Linked DNA regions of Homo sapiens: regions 1, 2, 4 and 5 are each linked to region 3. A link is a contact called in ENCODE Hi-C or POLR2A ChIA-PET data. All regions are on one chromosome and are shown on one strand. The core of a region is the stretch at or near the end of the contact, and the rest is flanking DNA. Distances in the headings are between cores, read along the strand shown.

Region 1 (2,732 bases), core at 131-2,630, 1.4 Mb after region 3:
GGAGCCAGGTTTAAGGCAGTGACAGCCAAGCCGGAAAGATGGTAATGGCCAGAGAGGAAGCACACAGTTTGAGCCTTTTCCAGCTGGCCCTTATTCTGGGCTTCAAGAATGTTATTAACTGCTCTCATCTTGTTCTAGTCATTAGCAAACTTATCCAGTGGATGAGTCTGTCCTTGAAAGACTCAGGAGTAGCTCCAGCCTGGTGGGATGTTGGAGAACAAACCATTCTTTTGATGTAAACCCATTTTTTCTTGGGAAGTGGAAGTCTAATGGAAAAGTTTATTTTCTCACAAGTACTTCCTGAGTCACCAATTTGTTGAAGGTCTTCACCTTTCCAATAAAAACTCATTAAAAAACATGCAAGAAGCAAGCACAGAACTCAAACCCATGGCTTTCATTTCCTGCTGCGCTAAATCTGGTGACTTAACCTATATTAATAATAACAATAGCTATACATAATGCACATGGGTTGCTAAATTAGTAACACACCTGCATGGTGTGAAGTCAGTAAGTACTAGTGAGAATGGGTGCCCCCTGTTATCTTTATTCCCTAAAATTAGGAAGGAAAAATGTTTGAATGATGACTAAACAGTTCTTCAAATAATTAAACCAGTGATCCTCTGAACAGTGCCTCAGCTCAAGATTTTTACTTCACAAACATCTCTTTACTATGTAACTGCAGCTCTCTGCAAAGTGACTTTATAGAACTACAGCCTTAACCTTACCCATATCCTATCCTGTATCCAATCCTGTATCCTAGGTGTGAAGTTGTTTCTTTCGTATTCCTGGTGGTGTGGAAGGTAACCAAAGTAACAGATAACTCTCTGAGGAAACAGGGGTGGGTATGTTTGTGTAAAGTCTGTACACCTTTTTGTTCCTTAAACACACACACATTTATGCTCATAAACACACTCTCATCCACCTCCCTCATCCATACGCTCTCAATCTCAGAGGCAAAAACAAAAGCTTACCATCCAGCTTGGGTCTAATGTCTGCTCAGGAGGTTTTGCCTTGCAGCAAAAGCTATCTTCTAAAATTTTCTCATTAAAGTATGTTGTGTAGAGGAATGAAAGAAAAATAGAGGTAAGGTTATTAGTCAAGAATAGGGTGTGTGTTTTTAAACCCAGGAAAAGAATAGACAGAAACACAAAGACAAAGTGGTTTGGGATACATCCTAACTTTTGGTTCCATATGTCAAATAAAATTGCGAGGTGGTTCTTTTTGGATCCTACAGCACTTTGCCAATTGTGACAAGCTGTTGTGAACACTCATGTACTTCTTCCTCACAGCACTCCTGCCTGGCAGGTGAGCAGGACAATCCTAGTATTTCTCCTCCCCAAGGTCACCCAGCCTAGAGGGTCCAGTCCAGGGCTGTTGGCAGCACCAAGTACGAGGTCCCGAAGCTGCTGCTGGTGGCTGTCCCAGAGGAGAAGCAGCATACGTTGAGTGCCTTCAGTGTGCTAGGTCACAGCTGAAACCCTGTACCTCTGTTCTCTCTCTGAATCTGCCCAACACTGTGAGGCATTATAACCCTCCCCCACTCACTACCGCCCCTGCCTTTTTTGTCCCCCCGGGAGAAAAAAGGGAGCCTCTTGCCCAGGGCCACAGAGAATGTAGTGAAACAAGATTTGAGCCTCAGTCAGTCTGATAGCAAAGCTCATGTTCTTTGCTCTGCAGACATCAGAGTGTTGAGAGATGCTGGTGAAAGCTCCCACCTCATAGGTACTTTTTGATTTTTACTGTTTTCTGTACAGTGGTAATGGATTTGAGTGTCTGGAGTTCAAAACTCATTTCAGGGTTGAATAGGAGTTTGTTAAAGGTTTACATGCGTATGTTCTTGGTGTGCAGGGAGAAAGTTGATAATCTTACCTGCTGTCCCAGTTCACTTACCAAATCTGCCAGCTAGTAACTGTTGACTTACCTCCTCCACAAAATCAGGAGTATCCCGAGGACAGTCCTGTTGAACTTGTTCTCTGGTGACACTGAGCATTATTCCTAGAGTAGAGGCATCAGTTAGTGTCAGTGGATTAAAAATTAAAAGTTATCTCTGAGTGATCACTCAGGAAATAGCTATCTACTATATTTCTTTTTTGAGTTGGAGTCTCGCTTTGTCACCCAGGCTGGGGTGCAGTGGCGTGATCTCGGCTCACTGCAACCTCTGCCTCCCAGGTTCAAGCGATTCTCCTGCGTCAGCCTCCCGAGTAGCTGGGATTACAGGTGCATGCCACCACGCCCGGCTATTTTTTGTATTTTTAGTATAGACAGGGTTTCACCGTGATGGCCAGGCTGCTCTCGAACTCCTGACCTCAAGTGATCCGCCCGCCTTGGCCTCCCAAAGTACTGGGATTGTAGGCATGAGCCACCACACCCGGCCTATCTGATGTATTTCTTAGCTAAATACCTCATCAGTGGAATGAGAAGCTCATGAGAAGCTGTACTTTATTTTTCTTTCAATCCTCTATACGCTGTAGTTAACGTATTTCAATGAAAAACATATAGGAGATGGCTTTTGCTGCAAGGCAAAAACCTGCTGAGCAGACGTTATACCCAAGTGCAAGAGTAAGACTACCAAAAAGGTGACAGACTTTACACAAGGCGGCTGGTTGAAAGAGCGACACAGGTGCCCACTCCACTCTAGGCCTTGCTCAGGCGCTGTTTCCGCTCCCTGTCACACTGGAAATAGGACCGCCAAGTGGTCTAAACGTGGGATAAATCATTTCTCTCACTCACAT
Region 2 (2,700 bases), core at 179-2,678, 1.7 Mb after region 3:
ACACTAATTAAGTGCTCTAGCTTGTTCCTGATCGTTGGGCAAACACAAATTCTGTAAGCTTCACCGCATCCCCAGGGGTCCAAGGGTTGCAGCACCCCACCCTTCCACCGCTCACTTAACCAGTGAATGTTCAGGTGCCTACCTGTGTCTGTCCTCACTGTGAATGATCCCCCTGCTGAGGACTCCCAAGCGTACTGCTCATCATCGTTATGTTTGGTGATCACAGTTACTTTCTCAGCAACCAAATAAGCAGAATAAAAACCAACACCGAACTGGCCAATCATAGAGATATCTGCACCAGCCTGCAAAGCTTCCATGAACGCTTTGGTCCCAGACTTGGCGATAGTACCAAGGTTATTGATCAAGTCAGCCTTGGTCATTCCAATTCCAGTATCCACAATAGTGAGAGTTCGATCTTGTTTGTTCGGTATAAGGTTAATATGCAGCTCTTTCCCAGAGTCTAATTTACTGGGATCTGTCAAGCTTTCATACCGGATTTTGTCCAATGCCTGTTAACAAAAAATATTAATTTAAGCATACAGCACCCCCAAGAAGTTCACACTGAAACCAAAATCCGATTCTGGGTTAATAAGTGACTTACATCTGATGAATTTGAAATGAGCTCTCTCAGAAAGATCTCTTTGTTCGAGTAGAAAGTATTGATGATCAATGACATCAACTGGGCAATTTCTGCCTGAAAGGCGAACGTCTCAACCTCCTCCTCCTCCATCGGTTGGTCTTGGGTCTGGGTTTCCTCAGGCATCTGGAACGACACCGCGCCGGTTTAAAACCTTGCAGGACGTCTACAGAGGCAACACGAAATTCCATCGCGTTCTCCAAATATTTTTAAAGCCGAATTGGAGATTTGCGAAGTTTAAGTAAACCGAAAATAGAAGGGCGGCTGACAAAGGATGACCTCATTTCGGAGCGCGGCAACTACCACGAGCGTGTGCGCGCTTCCGGGAGGCCGCCGCAGGCCCGGGCCCAGTCCCCCGCCGCGGTCCCCAACGAACACCCCGGGTGCCCTCCCGCGCGGGCTGCGGCTCCGCCACGGCGGCCTCCTCCGCCTGCGCCCCCAGCGGGGCCGGGCGGGGGACCCCCGCGGCGGGGCCGCTCTGTTCGCGTGCGGCGCCAGCTCTGGCGCTGCTGCAGAGCCTCGGGGAGCCCGCGGCCGCCCGGCCCATTCCTGAAGCGGGGTGCGGAAACCGCAGCGGTCCCGAGGCCTCCGGAATAGAAAGCGCGGCCGCCCGGGAGCGCGGCCCTGGCTGCTTCAGGGATCTGGTCCGGCCCCCACAGCCTCCGCCCCGCGCCAGCCGCCCCCAGTCCCGGTCCCCAGTCCACCTCCACAGGCCCCCACAACCACCCGTCACCTTGGCTAAGTGACCGCACAGGACCAACGGCACAGCCACACCGGGACGCTGAAGCAACTGACGCGCCACCCCCGCGCCTGCCTTATATAGCGACGGGCCCGCCCAGCGCGCGGCGCTTTTTCCAGAAGCCTCCCGAACCTTCCGGAAGAACCCTCCCCAGCCGCCGCCGCGGCCGCGCGCCTACGCATGCGCCGTTGCCGCGGCACCCCGCCCCCGCGCCTTCCTGCGGGCGCGCGCAGGCCCTGCTCGTGGCCCGGCCCGGGCAACCTTCCCTCAATCGCCGCCGCGCGCCTCTCGCACGCCCCCGCGCCGGCCTCAATGCGCCTGCGCGGCCCGGAATTCTCGGGAAGGTCCGGGCGCCTTCTGGGGCCGCCCGCGCCCTCCGCCCTGCACCCCCACCTGCCGCGGGCGGGCGGAGGGCACGCCCGGGCGTGGGGGCCTTTGAAGTGAGGTGTAGTTGGTCACCCGGGCTGAGCGGAACGCGGGGCCGGGGTGGGAGGCGCGCCTGGAGGGAGGGTCGTGCGTGGACGGAGAGCGGCCCGGGTCTCACGCGCCCGGGAGACTTCCGGAGCCGTCGTCCTGACTGGCGCCGCGCCCGCTGCCAAAGAATCCAGCCGCAAGCGGCGCCGGGATCGCGGGGCTCTGCCCTCTGGGGGCTGTTAGCCTCAGGCTGCTGCGCACTGGGGAGGCTGTCCCGCGGCCTGCGCGCTCGGGGATTCTCCAGACCCACCGCTGGCTCGGGAGCGCTCCCTACTTTTGGGTTCCCCGAAAGCCATGTGCTTCATACTTAAGGGTCCCTTAGCTTGGGAATCGGGGACTTGGTGAACAAATTCATGCTTACCCAGCTACACCCGGCATGATTTTGAAAAGCCCATCGTTTTGCCGACCGATTTGCGGTCTCCAAATTAAGTATCTAACACTTTGGTGATTAACTTGCCCTAAAAGGTTTTTTTTTTTTTTTTTTTCTTTTTTTTTTTTTTGGACAGGCTCTCGCTTTGTCGCCCAGGCTGGGGTGCCGCGGCGGAATCTCGGCTCACTGCAGCCTCGACCCTCCCGGGCTCAGGTGATCCTCCCGCCTCAGCTTTCCCAGTAGCTGGGACGAGCGTGGGCAGAGGACCACAGGCGCGGACACCACACCTGTCTAGTTTTTGTATTTATTTGTAGAGTCGGGGTTTCACCATGTTGCCCAGGCTGGAAAAGCCAGTTTCTACATGGGAATTTTCGGATATTTTGGCCAAGGCCAGCTGTGGGAACCTTGGAGGCATTGGGGTTCCTTCGACCTGGCTTCCCTGCCTAGTCCATGTCCTCTTCCTCTTTGTCTCTGGCGCCT
Region 3 (2,700 bases), core at 135-2,634:
TCAGCCAGGATCTCTGTTCCCTATGGGAGCAGTGAATCACCTGAACTTTGGGTCAATGGAAGAAGTAAAATGCATAACACCCTAATCCTAAGACACAAGTCCTGACCCCCTAAACCAAGGTTTTCAGCACTTTGCTAAAAACACGAACAAGCTCTAAGCCTGGCAAAGATGGCAATACATACCCAGGTTGTGGAAGACACTGCAGAGGTGGCCACTGGTCACGCTGGGCAGTTGAGCTGCTGAGAGTGCCCTGCCCAGCCAGAAATGGTCTTTAATACTCTTCCCCTCTTTCTTTCAGTTTCCCTTCTGAAAAAAGATGCTTTTGTCTTTCGTTCTCCCCACCCTGCATTCAGCTAAGGGTTTCTTATAAATCACCCAGATTCTCAGAAACACTTGAGCTCTTGACCAACCTTCTTGATGAGACTGTCCAATCAGGGGTGGGTTGCCTGGGGGGCCAGGTTGAGACCAATGAAACCCTCTTGAGAATCGAGCCATTAGCTGGTCATTGCATCAGCCACCCCTCACCCCCCGCTGGCCTCCAAATAACCTCCCCACCCTCTTCCCGTTCCCCACCCTCAGCGTCAGTGTGACTGATTTTGTGTAGTCGTGGGCGGTGGAAAGAGAAACTGTAAATTCCCCGCATCTGTTCACCGAGGCGGCACAGTGCAGTGGAAAGATCAGGAGTTCTGGGGTCACAGACGCCTGGGTTTCAATCCCAGCTTGGACTTATTCGAAACCTTGGGCAAGGGTCGCATTACTTTTCTGCTTCCCCTTCGGTTTCCTCATCTGTGGAATGGGCATGGAGAAGCCTGCTAACATTACCGTTGAGGGGACTAAGTGCAACACTACGCAAAGCCTCTGGCACATGGCAGGCGCTAAATAAAAATGGGGGCCTCTCTCCTCGGGAAAAGCGAACAGGCGGAGACGATGAAGGGTGCCAGTGGGAAAGGGAGACGGGGTGGGTCGGCGGCGCTCAGAGGAAAGGGGCGAGGGGTCGGTGGCAGGCTCCGCGCCTCACAGTGCCAGAACGCGGCGGGCAGCAAGCCGGGCTCTAAGGATACTCCCGGGAGGGCCAGGCCACTGGGCGCCGCGCCAGCGTCCCTCCATCACTCCCTCCCTTGTTTCCTCACTCCGCCCCGGCCTTACTCCCCTCGCTTACCCTGCCCAGCCGGGCCAGTCAGCGCTCCCGGCTCAGCAACCGGCTGTCTCCTGGGCGTCCGTGGAAACGCCGTCCGGACGGAACAACTTCCGGCCCGACGGCGCCGTCATTGGCTGTTCGCGCGGGGGCGGGGCAGAGGCCGCCACTGATTGGCTGGCGGCCGCGGCGTCGCGTCGGAACGTGACTGGATGGTAGTGTGCTGGCCGGTCTGCCTCCGGGAGAACCGAGCGCTTCCGGTGCGTGTGGTGAGCGGCGGGCCCCGGGCTGGAGGGGCCGGGACTGGGCAGCGCCTAAAGCGCCCCGTGCCGCTTAACGCGGTCTCTCATAGCCGCTCGCCTTCCTTTCACTTCCTGTTCCTTCAGAAAGCGCTGTGCCTTGGACCAACCTTACTTCTTACTATTGACAGCTCAGCTAACTCCTATTCATCCTTCAAAACCCATCTCTGGTCGTATCTTGTTTGTTGCTTTCATCGCTCTGGGGCCTCCGGGGGGATCTGTGTTTTGTGTTTGATTTCCACCCACACCAGACCCAGCATAGGGCTTGACAAAGAGTACGTAATCAGGAAATGTTTGTTGAATGGGAATATCCTATTTCTTTTACTTCCTAGCATCTCCCCCTCCCACCCGTTTGCATTCCAGAAATATTTTTAGACGCTGGGCATTGAATAGTGAACAAAACACAGAAAGTCCTGTCCTCATGGGGCTGACTTGCTGATAGTGACTGTCAGAGTCACTCGCTCCTTCCTTAGACTCTTCTCCAGTGTCCCTGCCTTCCCTTCCATCTTACTGTCTGTTCCTCTTCGTTTAATCCCTCATCTCCTTCCAGAGGGAGCACGGGCACCCTGGTGGTGGGAATCTGGGTGCATGGTGGGTGGTGCCTGGGCAGAGGAGTTGAGAGTGGCCTCGGGACCAGGCTTAGCATTTAGAGAACAGAAATGCCAAATTATTTGCAGTGCACGGTTCCATTAGTTTATAATTAGTCTTTCATATTATATTAGTTCCATTGGAGATGAGCTGGCTGGCTGGCTTTAGAAGTTGTTGTTGTTGTTGTTGTTTTTTGAGACCAAGTCTCGCTCTGTAGCCCAGGCTGGAGTGCAGTGGCGTGATCTCCACTCACCGCAACCTCCGCCTCCCGGGTTCAAGCAATTCTGCGGCCTCAGCCTCCAGAGTAGCTGGGATTACAGGCGCGCACCACTGCACACGGCTAAATTTTTTTTTTTTTTGTATTTTTAGTAGAGACGGGGTTTCACCATGTTGGCCAGGCTGGTCTTGAACCCCCGACCTCAGGTAATCCGCCCTTCTCGGCCTCCTACAGTGCTAGGATTACAGGCGTGAGCCACCGCGCCCGGTCGTTTTATTTAAACTCTGGCTTTGCGTGTGGAAGTTGTTACCTGCCTGGAATGGGCTGCGAACGGGGGCGGCATTACTAGAGGAGGCTGACTACAGACATTTATGGAATGATGACCTGACTTGTAGACCAGTGGAACCCTCAGGCGAATGATGCCACTTGGGGGAAAGGTGTGGAAGAGGTTGGGTGGTTGA
Region 4 (2,700 bases), core at 72-2,571, 1.9 Mb after region 3:
AGGACGGGTTTATAAATATTCAATGTACTGCTCTTGCAACTTTCCTGTACATCTGAAAATTTTCAAAACAAACAGATGGGAAGAAAAAAATGAATATAGTACAAAATATGTGCAGTATCATAGTCTGCACTGTAAGTAAAAGTGTAAAGTCTTTTGTAGACCTTGGATTCTAACTACAGCTTTGTAGTGCATTAATGAAAAAGGTAAACATTAAACAATATCCAACAAAATAAAATAAAAATAAAAATGCCTTGTAAAGGGTGAATGAGATTAATTATTTTAAATGTTATGCAATGTACACCATTGACAATTAGGATACAATGCAAATTTAACATTATAACTACTCCTAACATAATATTTTCACAGCAAAGGTCTGAATTTTTACTGCACCTCTGGTTCACAACCATAAACAATTATATCTGTACAGTAATAATAATTTTAAAAACATCATTCTAGCTGGTTGCACTTGGATTGTCAATAATCCACAAATCCCACTAAAGAAAATTTTTTACCCGTTACATTTTCTAGAATGACTACCTCATTTCCCAACTTTGAAGTAACAGCTTTTAACTAAAAGGTTGCTTCAAAACTACTATTAAAAAGTGGTTCCTATAAAACACTACTGCTTGACCCAAAAAATAAAATAAAGCACACAGCCCAGCTTTCCTCTCAATTGGTCACTAAACCAGTATCATGAAAAGGCAGGGAGCCACGCTGTAAGCGCTCCCCCGTTTTCTGCCGAATGTTCAGGAAAAGAGTGTCAGGTTCAAGCCAGCATTTAAAATAAAATAAAATGAATCACAGTCAACTCCCTAAACTCCAATGTAAGAACCACGCACCTGCACCAAAATATGCCTGAGCGGGAACTCGAGTCGGCTCTCCGAGACCCCAAAGTTCCCAACCTAGCCCCAACCCCTCAAGCTTCCCCCAGGGGCACCGGCTTCTCACAGCCGAGGGGGATTCGGGGCCCACATGCGGAGCCTCCCGGGCCTGTCGAGCCACGGCAGAAGGCGACGACGCCCGGCCCCACAGGCCCCTCAAGCTCCTCAAGCTCCCCCAGTCCCTCCCTCCCCCGCCACTCGCTCTCCAGTCCCTGCCCCTTTCCCCGGCCCCACTCACTCTTCATCTTGGATGCGGAAGCCGGTGACAACCCCTTGCCGACACTGGACGGAAAAGAAAGAAGCAGGAAGGTTGTCCCCCTGCTTTCCACTTCCCTGAGGCGGGGTCCCGCACTAGGATCTCCGTGGTGGTCCCTCGAAGGAGAGCGTTAGAGATCCCGCCGCCATGTTGTGTCCCTGTCACCCTAGCAACCGTCAGGCCCTGAACGCCATGAGCTGTCGCCTGCGCATGCGCAAGATGCCCCGCCCATGTACGCGTGCGCAGTGCAGCCCGTCCCCTCAGCCCGGTTGCTAAGCAGCCTTTCCTCCGCTTCCATGTAAATACTGTGCAAATCCCCGCCTTTGACACAGGCGACCTTCGCTCGGCTCGCTCTCCCTGCTGGCCTGGGAACTTAGCGATTTGGAACCCACTACGTGGACGATAGCCTTGAGCTTTAATTGGGCTTGGGAGCTTCTACAGGAATTTTTTTTTTTTTTTGAGACAGAGTGTCGCTCTGTTACCCAGGTTGGGGTGCAATGGCGTGATCTCGGCTCACTGCAACCTCCGCCTCCCGGCTTCAAGCGATTCTCCTGCCTCAGCCTCCCAAGTAGCTGGGATTACAGGCACCCACCACTACACCCGGCTAATGTTTTTGTATTTTTAGTAGAGACGGGGTTTCACCATGTTAGGCTGGTCTCGAACTCCTGACCTCAGGTGATCCGCCTGCCTCGGCCTCCCGAAGTGCTGGGATTACAGGCGTGAGCCACCACGCCCGGCCCAGTTTTTCTTTTTAATTCAACAAGCATTTGTTTTTGCCCCAGGAACTGTCGCAGGTATTGGGGATTAAAGGACAGTGTAGACGAGGTGACTGAGTTCTTGAAACTAACATTCTAGTGTAAAGATGAATGAATGTACACCGGAATGAACTATGTGCAGACACGGTGCCTAAGCAACACAGTGGCCTAGTTCTCTGGACCCTGACAAAACAATAAAATAACAAGCATACTATGTATGGGTATAGTATTTTATGAAGCTCATTAGATTAGCCTCATAATTATTCCATGAGATCAAAACCCTGTTTTTTCCTCCATTTTTTTTCTTTTACTAAAATACATCGTTTATTTTTAAAACAGATAAGTAGCCTTGCCAAAACGAAGCCTCAGAAAATTGGTTTAAGACTGAATTGGCCAGGTGTGGTGGCTCACACCTGTAATCCCAGCACTTTGGAAGGCCGAGGCAAGAGGATCGCTTGAGGCCAGAAATTCAAGACCAGCCTGGGCAACATAGAGAAACCCCACTTCCCTCTTAAAAAAAAAAAAAAAAAAACTCCGGGCGTGGTGGCTCACGCCTGTAATCCCAGCACTTTGGGAGGCCAAGGCGGGCAGATCACGAGGTCAGGAAATCGAGACCATCCTGGCTAACACGGTGAAACCCCATCTCTACTAAAAATACAAAAAAAATTAGCCGGGCGTAGTGGCGGGCGCTATAGTTCCAGCTACTCCGGGGGCTGAGGCAGGAGAATGGCGTGAACCCTGGAGGCGGAGCTTGCAGTGAGCCGAGATTGCACCACCTGCACTGCAGCCTGGGCGACAGAGCAAGAGA
Region 5 (2,700 bases), core at 192-2,691, 1.6 Mb after region 3:
CCTATCTCCAACCTGTCTCCCCCGCTAGATCGTGAGCTCTGTGGGAACATTGCCCAGGCTTGTCTTGTTCACCAACGTGCTTCCAGTGCCTGGCACTGTGCTCAACCCCTCCACGCCCTCGCTCAAACTCAATCGATGTTTGATAGAAAGATGAAGAGAGATTTGTTCGGTCAGAGAGAACAGCATGATGACAGAAGGAAGGCGTACAATCAAAAGCTGTGTGCAGGGCCAGGAGCGGTGGCTCACGTACTCCCAGCACTTTGGAAGGCCTAGGCGGGAGGATCACTTGAGCTCAGGAATTCAAGACCACCCTGGGCAACATGGCGAAACCCCGTCTCTACAAAAAATACAAAAACTAGGCCGGGCGCAGTGGCTCGCGCCTGTAATCCCAGCACTTTTAGGAGGCCGAGGCAGTCAGGAGTTCGAGACCAGCCTGGCCAACATGGTGAAACCCCGTTTCTACTAAAAATACAAAAATTAGCCGGGTGTGGTGGCGAGCGCCTATAATCCCAGCTACTCGGGAGGCTGAGGCAGGAAAATCGCTTGAACCTGGGAGGCGGAGGTTGCAGTAAGCCGAGATGGCGCCACTGCACTCCAGCCTGGGCGACAGAGCAAGACTCCGTCTCAAGAAAAAAAAAAAAAGAAAAAAACCACTAGCCGGGCGTGGTGACGCAGGCCTGTAGTCCCAGCTGTTCGGGAGGCTGAGGCAGGAGGGTCGCTTGAGCCCGTGAGCCGAGATCGCGCCACTGCACTCCAGCCTGGGCGACAGAGCGAGACCCTGTCTCAAAAATTAAATAAATAAATAAATAAATAAATAAAGGTGTGTGCAGGTAACAGCAAGTAGTCTTAAAAGAGTAGACCGAGGTGTGTGCAGAGGGCAACAGTTGGGATATTTGCCTCTGTCTAATTAGCACCTTTGGACATTTGCGTCAGGCTCTGTGCTGACAAAGAGCGCACTGACGACCACAGTAGGGCCCTGCCAGTCCTGTGATGGCACCCAGCATTTAAGTGTGACAGAAGCCACCCACAACAAGCTACATACTGCATATAATTTAAGGGGGTCACGGCCCCGGAAGCCCAGCCATGGACCACGGTTTAAGTACCCCTAGTCCAGCTGGAACAATAAACATGAAATGAGTGCCTGGCTTGGAATGCAAGCCAGGCCGTGACAGAAATGAGGAAGGAGCCGATGGTTTCAGAGGCTGTCGCGAGGAGAGGGCCTTAGAGGCAGGCGGGGGACGACAGCGGACCTAAACTTCTGGGCCCAGGAGAAGTTCGTTCTTTCCTCCAGGATACCTGGAGCCGAGTGCAGGATCTCAGCGAGAAATGCCCCAATCTCAAGGGCGGCACCGAGAGGTGACGCAAGCGGCGCGCGAGGTTGCGTCAATGCAGGACCGCCCCGCCTCCGGCCTGTGCATTGTGGGACCTAAGGGCACCTGTCAGACGCCCAATCTCGCGAGTGAGCGAGATTCACGCGGAACGCAGAGGTGAGAACGGGGAAGGCCCTCCTCAGCAGGAGTCCCGCCCCCTGAAGGGCATGGGCCAATCACAATGCCTCTCCTTCCTGGCCGCTGGGATTGGTCCGAGGGTGCACATGACCGGACTGCGGGACATGTGACCGTGCCGATCTAGGTCGTGTGACCCGTCTGGTGTAGTCCTGGAACAAGGGTTTTGCTGCGGAGGGAAACGGCCAGAGACCTCGATCTAAGACCGGGGTTTGGAGACTGGCGGGCCTCGGAACAGCAGAGCTAGCGGACTTCCGGTCTGGCCCTCTGCTCACGGCCGAGGGCAAGGCGGGTTAGGTCACTTGCTGAGGAAAGAGCTCAATATGTCACGTGTTCCTCTCCCAATGACGTGGACCTCAGTTCCCTCTCCAGTGAAGTGGGCACAGTGTTGCCCGAAAAAGGGTGCTCTGGGGCTTGCCTGAGACGGGACGCGTGGAAATGCCCTGCCGAATATGAATGGGGCGATGGCCTCGCGGGACGGAGCAGCCCAGGAAAGCTGACCGTGGGCTGGGTTGTGGAGCGGAGCCCCAGGGCCTCGGCTGACTTAGCGGCCAGTCGTACATAGTGGGTATGCGGCGGGCCCGACGCCAGTCGTTGTGGACCACTGACTTGTAATCTTTACGACCTCAGTGAGGGTCAGAAGTGTCCGCGAGCCCTGTAGGCGAGGAGAGGCCTGGCTGAGGGCGCACAGCCTGGAAGGGGAGAAACTAGAGCTGGACTCTGCTTGACCCACAGACCCTCCGCCAGGTTGCCTTTGCGAGGCAAGAAGCGAAGGTTGGCGAGCCAGCTGGGAGTACCCACCCCCTCCATGCCTGGTGGAGTCACCCAAGCCCCAGCGACACCCCGGCCTGCCCAAGGTACTGGTGACCCTGGAGGCCGGGGCCCTGGCTTCTCAGTCAGGGTCTCCTCCCCATGGCGGCAGAGCTGTCTGGCGTTTTGAGCCCTTTACACCAGGGGCAAGAGGGCTGCAGGCCAGAGCCAGCAAAAGAGAAGAAGCAGAGGGAATGAGAAACCTAGAAGGTGGAACGGGAAGGAGGGAGTGAAATGGGCAAAGGCCTCCAAAAAAAACAACTTCCGCCTCCTAAGTTTAGTGCATTTAACTCTATAAATATCTATTGAACACCTACTGGATGCCAGGCACTTTTCTAGGCACTGGGCAGCTAGCATTAAACAGAAGGCAGAAACCCCTGCCTTC

Evidence for each region. A loop is a pair of places that touch in the nucleus more often than their neighbours do. ChIA-PET counts read pairs that join two places held with the same protein, here RNA polymerase II (POLR2A). Pooled maps may share reads with other maps.
Region 1: a map of ascending aorta shows a loop between it and region 3 (8-fold over the local background). The contact joins the enhancer-like site here to the promoter of WDR25 in region 3. A Hi-C loop is called at or near these places in 1 of 168 maps with a recorded cell type or tissue (ascending aorta), 3 of 37 single-sample maps with no recorded cell type and 15 of 50 pooled maps. POLR2A ChIA-PET finds 5 or more read pairs at or near these places in 4 of 52 experiments (GM12878, RWPE1, activated CD4-positive, alpha-beta T cell and 1 more).
Region 2: a loop to region 3 is called in a map of ascending aorta, with 5 times the contacts of the local background. The contact joins the promoter of HSP90AA1 here to the promoter of WDR25 in region 3. A Hi-C loop is called at or near these places in 1 of 168 maps with a recorded cell type or tissue (ascending aorta), 2 of 37 single-sample maps with no recorded cell type and 16 of 50 pooled maps.
Region 4: a pooled map shows a loop between it and region 3 (4-fold over the local background). The contact joins the promoter of MOK here to the promoter of WDR25 in region 3. A Hi-C loop is called at or near these places in 1 of 168 maps with a recorded cell type or tissue (CD8-positive, alpha-beta T cell), 2 of 37 single-sample maps with no recorded cell type and 8 of 50 pooled maps.
Region 5: a loop to region 3 is called in a map of lower leg skin, with 14 times the contacts of the local background. The contact joins the enhancer-like site here to the promoter of WDR25 in region 3. A Hi-C loop is called at or near these places in 1 of 168 maps with a recorded cell type or tissue (lower leg skin), 2 of 37 single-sample maps with no recorded cell type and 10 of 50 pooled maps. POLR2A ChIA-PET finds 5 or more read pairs at or near these places in 1 of 52 experiments (activated naive CD4-positive, alpha-beta T cell).

Annotation. Positions count from the first base shown.
Region 1 is chr14:101,813,596-101,816,327 of GRCh38, forward strand. The region is part of intron 3 of PPP2R5C (protein phosphatase 2 regulatory subunit B'gamma); the gene reads left to right. Among named protein-coding and RNA genes, the nearest start is that of PPP2R5C, 53 kb to the left of the region's middle. Within about 2 kb of position 1,381, at least 3 of the 41 ENCODE cell types and tissues checked have a DNase peak (open chromatin) inside an H3K27ac peak, as active enhancers do.
Region 2 is chr14:102,085,616-102,088,315 of GRCh38, forward strand. It overlaps HSP90AA1 (heat shock protein 90 alpha family class A member 1), which reads right to left and starts at 1,429. Exons shown (of 11, transcript NM_005348.4): 1 at 1,371-1,429; 2 at 602-763; 3 at 143-509. The coding sequence starts at 763. RefSeq lists silencers at 1,017-1,306, 1,347-1,876, 1,937-1,986.
Region 3 is chr14:100,375,101-100,377,800 of GRCh38, forward strand. WDR25 (WD repeat domain 25) reads left to right here and starts at 1,385. Exons shown (of 7, transcript NM_001161476.3): 1 at 1,385-1,395. WARS1 (tryptophanyl-tRNA synthetase 1) reads right to left here and starts at 247. Exons shown (of 11, transcript NM_004184.4): 1 at 183-247. RefSeq lists enhancers at 199-338, 349-708 and silencers at 1,219-1,278, 1,469-1,518.
Region 4 is chr14:102,303,843-102,306,542 of GRCh38, forward strand. It overlaps MOK (MOK protein kinase), which reads right to left and starts at 1,322. Exons shown (of 12, transcript NM_014226.3): 1 at 1,120-1,322. The coding sequence starts at 1,126. RefSeq lists enhancers at 1,203-1,725, 1,492-1,541.
Region 5 is chr14:101,946,715-101,949,414 of GRCh38, forward strand. No RefSeq gene overlaps it. Among named protein-coding and RNA genes, the nearest start is that of DYNC1H1, 17 kb to the right of the region's middle. RefSeq lists enhancers at 886-1,547, 1,252-1,371, 1,672-1,861. Within about 2 kb of position 1,442, at least 33 of the 41 ENCODE cell types and tissues checked have a DNase peak (open chromatin) inside an H3K27ac peak, as active enhancers do.